2 separate regions of the Mus musculus genome follow, and region 2 is linked to region 1. The links are chromatin contacts, found by POLR2A ChIA-PET in ENCODE. All regions are on one chromosome and are shown on one strand. The core of a region is the stretch at or near the end of the contact, and the rest is flanking DNA. Distances in the headings are between cores, read along the strand shown.

Evidence for each region. ChIA-PET counts read pairs that join two places held with the same protein, here RNA polymerase II (POLR2A).
Region 2: POLR2A ChIA-PET joins it to region 1 with 18 read pairs in Patski. The contact joins the promoter of Prkra here to the promoter of Osbpl6 in region 1. POLR2A ChIA-PET finds 5 or more read pairs at or near these places in 2 of 5 experiments (Patski and embryonic stem cell).

Annotation. Positions count from the first base shown.
Region 1 is chr2:76,404,954-76,409,147 of GRCm38, reverse strand. Osbpl6 (oxysterol binding protein-like 6) reads right to left here and starts at 2,640. Exons shown (of 27, transcript NM_001290733.1): 1 at 2,459-2,640.
Region 2 is chr2:76,645,358-76,649,576 of GRCm38, reverse strand. It overlaps Prkra (protein kinase, interferon inducible double stranded RNA dependent activator), which reads left to right and starts at 1,550. Exons shown (of 8, transcript NM_011871.3): 1 at 1,550-1,785; 2 at 2,283-2,452. The coding sequence starts at 1,721.

The sequences.
Region 1 (4,194 bases), core at 1,391-3,890:
TTAGGATTTTTTGTTTTGGCTCCCCTCCCCCCCAGACAGGGTTTCTCTGTATAGCCCTGGCTGTCCTGGAACTCACTTTGTAGACCAGGCTGGCCTCAAACTCAGAAATCTACCTGCCTCTGCCTCCCAAGTGCTGGGATTAAAGGCATGCGCCACCGAGGCCCAGCTAAGATTTTTAAAGTATAAATATGACTTAACTTTTACAGTAAACAAAAATTTTTCCTGCTTTCAACAATTTATACCTTGTCTTTCTTAAAGCAGTTATAACCTTACAAGGGCTGGCACATTCCACATCTCCCACAGAACCTAGACTAGTGTCTTCAACAAAGTAGGAACTTAATGAGGAATTACCAACTGAATGATCTCAGACTGCTAGTTAGCCAAGTATTGTAATAAAAGGAAACCTCTGTAGTCTTCTTGACTTCATGAGAGATCACATGAAGCTTTTGTCTACTTATAATTTACATAATCCATCTATAGGGCCACTACAGACCTCTCACCCAAAAGAACATTTAATCTTGGAAGGACTCTGTGTTTCTTACCAAAGTTAACTTAAATACAAGTAAAACTCACTTGAGGTTAAATAAAAGTAGAGAAACGACAGCATCTATTCATGATCCTCTGAAATTAGAACTACAGCTCTGTGAAACAGAACTTCAACATACTAGAACCAAGAGACATCTGATAAATCATTACAATTTGAAACAGAAGTCTGCCCCAAAGCAATCCTTCCACTGAATGTATAATTATCATTGACATAACAACTGAAAATCTGGACAAAACCAAGAATTTTTAAGGTTGGTAAAAGCAAAGGTTTTTAATTTCGAAATATCCTATTAACTTAAAAGATATTTTGGGTAAGATATATTAAATGAGGAAGCCAATAACAGGAGTAATATTCCACCAATCAGGGCCTTCCTTGTAACCCAATGAGGCATGCACATTCTCTGTAGGTGATTATAGCCGAGTTACACAGCATCTTCCCTTCGACCTTGGGAACCTGCTCGCTCCCAGAGTTACTGCTAGGTCTTCTGATTCATTTATTATGAGTCTTTGTACCTGCAATGCTGTAGCAAGCCCTAGATAGGAATATCAGCATCACAAACTCACAGTACTCAAAACTGTAGAAATGCTACCAAAGCAAATGGGGTGGGGGTGGAGAAGGAATATATAGATATGTATGCAAAAACTTAAAAGGAGGAAAACAAAGTTGAATAGTTTTAAGATGGAAGATTTAATTTTCCTTTGAAGTATACATTTCTTAAGTCTGTGACATAACTATTAATTAGTATGTATTTTAATATAAGAAAATATGTTCAAAATATTATTTTGTTAGGAGAAATTGCAATCGAATATATGACTTATTAAATCTTGCCGAAGGACTCCAAACTGGAAATTCTTTTTTTAAAAAAGCCTTATAGGACTTTCTGTCCAGAAGCGAGAAACAATTTGGCAACCCGGTGTTCCGTTTAGTTTCAGTCATTTGCTTCATGTCCATTATGTAATGCTTTCCCCAGCTTTTAGGTCTCTAGTTTCACCAACCTTTCAGGTAGATCACAGAATCGTCACAGAATCAGTATCTGGTCATAACTTTTAAAAGCAGCTTAAGACGTGGCTTACGGTGCGTCTGCAAACGGTAGAGGCTTTTAGAAATCTGCGGGTGTCATTCGTTCTCCGCAGCTTCCTCCCCAGGTTTCCCATCCCTCCTCCCCCAGCGTCCCCGGCGACTCGATCTGCGGGCAGCTCCAAGCTCGACGCAGGGGAAGCACGTCCTGACTGCAATGCAAACCCTGTCCCGGTCTGAACCGGAGAAGGGAGCTCGGGCGATGAGCGTGGACGCAGGCTGCAGGGAGGGCTGCAGGGACGCCAGCCGGGGGTAGCAAGGAGTGCTCGCGAGGACAGTCCGCAGTGCACGCGCACAACCAAACCCGATGCACAACTTGCCCGGCCACTGCCCGCGGCTCCCGGATTCCCTGAAAGGTGCAGCGTAGGCGTCAGCTCTCGTAGGCGCGGGCGCTCTCACCCGCACCGGTTCGGTTCTCCGCTGACAATTACATCAGTCCTCCCGGCCCCGACTTCCATTCCCAACCAGTCGGCCCTGGGGTGCGGGCATCGGGGATGAAGAACTGCCGCGGGGGGCGGAGAAGGGGGGCAGAGGGGAATGCGTGTAAAAGGAAGCCGGATTCCCCGGCAGCCGCGGGAAGGGAAGGCGGGCGGTGAGCGGGGACCGTGACACCGGTACCCCCTCCCACTCTGACCGCACCGGGGACCGATTTGGCCATCCTCGCTTCCGCGCTACCCAGCTGGGGTGCCTCTGGAGACAGCGATGCCTTGGGGGCCTGGGGCTGCGGCTGCCCACTCGGGTATCGCCAGGGTCCTCGGCCCTCTGGACGCGCACAATGCCCCCGGGCCGCGCGGCAAGCACCGCGTATCCACCCCGCGGCGGAGAGACACTTACCTGCAGGGCGAGCGGTAGGTCGCGGTGGGAGATGGCCCGTGCTATCTGCCCGGCGCGCAGGCTGGAGGAGGCTCCGGAGGCGCGGAGGACGGGCGCCGCCTGTGCCGAGCTGTGGTCTCCAGCGCGGACAGCGGCGGCCGCGCGGCGCCTCCAGTGGTCCTCCGCGCCGCAGCCCCTCCTCTCCCACGGGCGGGGCGCGCTGGCGGGGCGGCGCTCCGGGCTCCCCGCCCCCGGCTCCGGAACACCCGCCAGCCCCGATCGTTCCCGCGGGCTCCATGGTGTCCCGCTCTGCTCCCACCGCGCCCCCTTCGTGCGGGATCCAGCGCCCATCTGGTCCCTGCCTGGCGTCCACGGGAATCCGTGGGGTACCAAGATCAGTCATCCGAAAGACCCTGCCCGGGAGAGATAGGCCCCCCGCGTGTCCAGTCCTGCAGCGGCGGGAGCGCTGGGCTGGAAAAAAGAGGCCGGGAATGACTGCAGCGCTCCGGCCATGGAGCGGTGGGAGAGGGCTTCACCGGAGAACTGCAGCCTGGTGGCCTCCGCTCTGCGAGACCAAGCCCCTGGCCCTCGGCGCCCTTCGGAGGCCTCATTCAATAAATAAACAATATGTTTAGGCTTTCTGCCCTGCGAACTCTCAGTCCGGGAGAGACACTTGGACTGTGTGGAAGGAAGGACCAATGGCTTTAAAGTCCCTGGCAAAGCCCCGCAGTGTCCACGCAGCTTCCTTACACCCTTCCCACCCAGCAACTTCCATGCTAAAGCTATTCCTGGCATGCGTCCAAGACCAGATTGATCTAAAGGCAAATTTGCACGGAGGGAGGGGGGTACTTTAAATATTTGCACAGACGTTTCTTCTGTAAAGGGATAACTGAAGAATGTCCCTGTATCAAGACGTCTCTGTCATCAACAACTTCAAGGGGACAAATCTAGAGAACTGGGCCAAACAGGGACTCTTGGAGCGCTCTAGCTGTTTTGAATTGGGTGGAGGAAGGGGTTCCTTTAAAATCTGATGATCTGCCGCCTACTGAGATAGTCCTCATGGCATTTCCCAGTTGTCAGTGCTGATACAATGCTGGTGTGCTCTGACATAGCTCTGAGCATTCTTGCCTACATATCATTTCTCTTGAGTCTCCTTCTTACATGTGGGATTAACTTCTTCCATCTTGAATAAGGATCATCTTAAAATAACAAATGCTAGACCTTGTGACACATGGCAGTCTCACCCCAGTTTCCTCCCTGTGGAAACAGTCTCTACAAGGGAGCCATTATGTCGCTCAACTTCACTCTGTTATAGCTCCTTTTCCATCTGGGTCCCAGTGTGGCGGCAACTACTAAAACAGCTTTCACACACAAAAGTAGGCATACGTGAAAAATACCAGACAGTGAAAGGAGACCAGAGAACTCTTAGTCTTTATCTAAAAAAGGTCCTCTCAAAATTTTTCACATAACCCCTATTAGCAGAATCATAAACTACCCAGGGATATAGGAACTACCCAGACCCACACCTCACAATTTATTGTAAGAAAGCATGTATGCTTGCTATTCTCTTCCATAGCATTATTTGGAAGACAGATTTTGTACATCAGAGGGAAACATCTCCTCCTGCCTGTCTTACAGACAAATGGTCTAACGAAGATGTAATGGTGGGTGGATATCTGGGACAAATGGGTGGATTAAAGAGAGCTGGGTGTGTGTATAGAGCTGCATAGCAAAGACAGTTTCACCACTCTGGCTGT
Region 2 (4,219 bases), core at 301-2,800, 240 kb before region 1:
TAAATTCTAGAAACAAACCTATACTGTCTGGCCATAGGTGGTTGATATATTTTGAGTGTCTCTGTGGTTGTTACAATACGATATTCATTAACACATAAGTGTAATAGCATTATTGGATTGTAACCCGTGTATATTATACAGAAATAAAAGCGAGAATAGGCTTAACCTAAGCCCCAGTAGAATTCAATTTGGTTCAATTCCGGATATTTTTTCCTTGCTTCCAAGTGTTTGGGCTCTCATACAACCAAAACAAATTTCCATCACAGAACCAAATACTTTTGTACATCAACCTAAAACTTCCATTAAAAAACAAACAAACAAACAAACAAACAAGCAAACAAAAAAACCTTTTAGGAGTCTCTCAGTAAGAATATTTCTAGAATTCAATTCTAGAGCATTAAGTAAACACAGGAGCCATTGTGCAAATAGTTCACAAATTCTAAGACGCTCTGAAGCGCTAACACACCCACAACATACTCTGTAGGTGGAGCGTTCCAGGTTAACGTCATCACTCTCCATTGCACAGGTCAACCGGAAGAGCAATCCTGGAAACTGGTCTAAATATCCTTGCTATGCACTCCACCTCCAGCATCTCTTTGGGGATCCCACATGTTCCCAAAGCAGAGGTTCTAAACCTGTGGGTTGCAAGTCCCCTGGGGTTGCATTATAGTAGCAAAACTACAGATATGAAGTAGCAAGAAATAATATTATAGTTGGCGAGGGGGAGAAGGGGTTGTCACCACGACATGAGGAACTGAATTAAAGGGTCACAGCATTAGGAAGAATGAAAACCACTATCCTAAGCAGGTCACAAGAGTCCGCCAGACAGCAGCGGGCCCGCCAGACAGCAGCGGGCCCAGGGATCCAGGGCTCTTAAAGCCACTGGCTGCCCCTTAGCTGACGCTCTCGGGTCTCAAGTTTCGGGGCCAAGATCCACAATTTTCTTAGTAATTTACCATTCGAATTTTTAAATCTTTCTTAAAGTAGTCCAACCCTTAATCTTTTTTCCTTGCTCCTCAAACATGCTAGGCTCGTAGCCTACTACTAGCTTTCTCGCTGAGAAGGAAGCCACCTCCCTTTAAGGACAAAGGACTGAGGCTCTCTGCACCACTAAAGGCGGGAGGGGAAACTCGGGGAACCGAAGCGGGGTGCAGGCAGGAGCCGGGAAGAGCCGGGACATGCAATGGAGGCGGGGCCTAGAAGGGTGAGGGGCGGGGCCGGGCGCTCAGAAGCTTTGGAAGCGGAACGGGGGGTGGGGGGAGGCGCCTGCAGAGGCTGGGAAGAGCCCGGACTGGCAGAGAGGGCGGAGCCAGGTCGCAGGAGGGGCGGGGCCGGGCTCTGAGAAGCTCTGGGAACCCAACTAGAGAGCGGGCGGTAGCTGGGAAGGACAGAAACTTGGCAGAGAGGGCGGAGCCCGAGGAACGGGAAAGGGCTGAGCACTGTGGCAAAGTGGAGCAAGAACATCGAGGGGCTGAGCATGGCAGAGAGGGGCGGGGCAGAGAGGCTGGGCAGAGAGGGGGTGTGGCCGGCTCTTCCGCGCCGAGGCCCCGCCTCTCCTTCCTTCTCCTCCTGTCCCTTAGCTGGAGGGAGGCAGGCAGCGATTCGAGGGGCGTCCAAGCGGCAGCGCGGGCACGCTCCTCTCGGGAACTGGCCGACGTGGAGAGGGAGGACCCAGATCCACACTTCTCTTGATTGCTGTGGCCAGCCGTCCCTTCTCGCCATGTCCCATAGCAGGCATCGTGCCGAGGCCCCGCCGCTGCAGCGCGAGGACAGCGGGACCTTCAGGTCAGCGCCGGGCCGTCGAGGCCTCAAGGCCCAAGACGGGTGGGCAGCGGGGCAGGGGCAGGGAGCCGGCTGTCGGGCAGCATTCTGGGTAAAGCTCCCCCCTCTCCCGGCGTGGCGCTGGGCCCGCCCTCCGGGCCCTGGGGGTCTGCTGCGCGCCCCGCCCCTCTAGTGACCCTAGGCAGCTAGCCGATCGGGAGGACTTGATCAGTGTTGAGGCGCAGACCCGGGTGTCTAGCTGCCTAGTCCAAGCCCACCCGATTTCTTTCAGCATCCCTCCCACCGCTCTCAAGTTCTCTGTACAGACCTCTCCACTCTCCTCCATGGGCTGCAGCACCCGGGGACAGGTGCTCGCCCAGGCCTTGCCACTGATCCTGGCCGCTGGGGAGCTGCAGAACCTTTTTGTCACCATTTGTGACTGTCAAAACTGAGAAGTGGATGCTTTTGCTTCCCTTTCAGCTTTGACGTGCAATGCCTACGTTTTTTTCTGGTTTTTGCAGTTTGGGCAAGATGATAACAGCTAAGCCTGGGAAAACACCGATTCAGGTATTGCACGAGTACGGCATGAAGACCAAGAACATTCCAGTTTATGAATGTGAAAGATCCGATGTGCAAGTACACGTGCCCACTTTCACCTTCAGAGTAACCGTTGGTGACATAACTTGCACAGGTCTGTATGCAGTTAATTCCCCATGACCATGTGGATTGGAGGCCCTGATTCTATGTTGCTTTTCAGTAAGGAAAAGCGCCCTTTTAATTAAGATGGCTGTGGGAGTGTACTCTGAAGACAAGAGACTCCAGGATCAACTTCATTTGTTTCGCTCCCTAGTTCTGTCTCGCTAAGATGTAAGGAAGCTCAGACACTCCCAGCATCCTGCACACTTTCCAGTACCTGGGGAGCCGGCTAAAGTTCCTCTTAAGAATTAAAAACTGGAAATATTCTTGGAGCTCCGATAGCCAAGTCCGTGGGTGCTATCGCCTTTCAAAGTTACAAAGTTACCAGCGCAGAGGCTAGTAGCCACGCCGTCAGAATTTTCCGAGTTTCCCTTTTTATGGACACATCTGGAACTTCGGATTCTTGGTACCTACCACGCTTGAGTGTGTGTCCATGAAAAATCAGGGAAACATAGAAGACTCCCATACTGTATTCCTTCAAGCTGCAGCGCACAGTAGCTTCTAGTTCTAAATACTATATAAGTATTTTGTATAAAATTGTTTCCTCTTTTTATTCATGAAGTGGCAACTTTAAAAACCTTTTCATAAGCTACATGCCCAAGGTCACACACCAATGAAGTTTTAAAGTTCAGATTAATGCCTTCTTTTAGTCTAAGCCTGAGAAAATGGTTACCAGAGTTGCCATTTGTAAACGTGGACATTATTTTCCTACATACCTATTTAGCTGAAAGCATAAAAATTGTTAAATAGTTTAATTTGTAAATATACAAAGAAAAATTAGAAAAAGCTAAAGTTCCACTGTCTGCTAGTCTGAGCATATCATATATTCAAATATGGGGACCTGAGGTTGCCTATATTTATTGGAGCAACTTCAAAAAAAACCTGAAGCTTTTTAAATGTTTGTGTGTGGGGTAGATTGGTTGTAAGTATGCACTGGAAGTTTCCTTATGGAAATACACACGGTTAGAGTTGCGTTGCTACTTTAGCTGGTCATTTTTCAAATATTTGGGAGAAATGTTCAAGAAGAAAAGCCATTTTCCATTTTAGTGCATTTGGGTTAGAGATGAGCAACCTATTTCAACTGCTCTACCTTAGATCCCTCTCATACAGCCCTGTCTTCCTGTCGTAACTTCTCAGCCTTCCCCGCTTCAACTACTATCTAAAGACTATAATTCTGGAGGCAGGTGAATTTCTGAGTTCAAGGCAGTTCTGGTCTACAGAGTGAGTTCCAGGACAGCCAGGGCTATACAGAGAAACCCTGTCTTGAAAAACAAAACAAAACAAAAAACAAACAAACAAAAAGACTGTAACTCTGAAATCTTTGTCTTCAGCCAGGAACAGACATATCTGCCTGTGTGCTTTCTGGGCATCTTTGCTTGGGCATATTAGGGAAAGACATCTCAGACTCTTGTCCTGAACTCAACCATCTTTTCATTTAAACTCATTTTTCTTTCTTACATTCCTTTTCCCCCCGCTGGGAGGCACCAGAGTCAGTTGGTCAATAGAATTTTGAGGTTGTCTTGCTGACTCTGTCCTGTCCCCTTTTCCCCCTGTCTTTGTGTCTATGTTGCCATAAATCCCTGTCTTCTGGACAACTGTTGAGTCAGCATCTCTCTTTCTCTTGCTACCTGTGCTCTAGAACAGTAGTGGTTCTCAACCTTCCTAATGATATAACCCTTTAATTCAGTTCCTCATGTTGTGGTGACCCCAGCCCTAGAATTATTTTGTTACTACTTAATAACTTACGAAATTACATACTCCA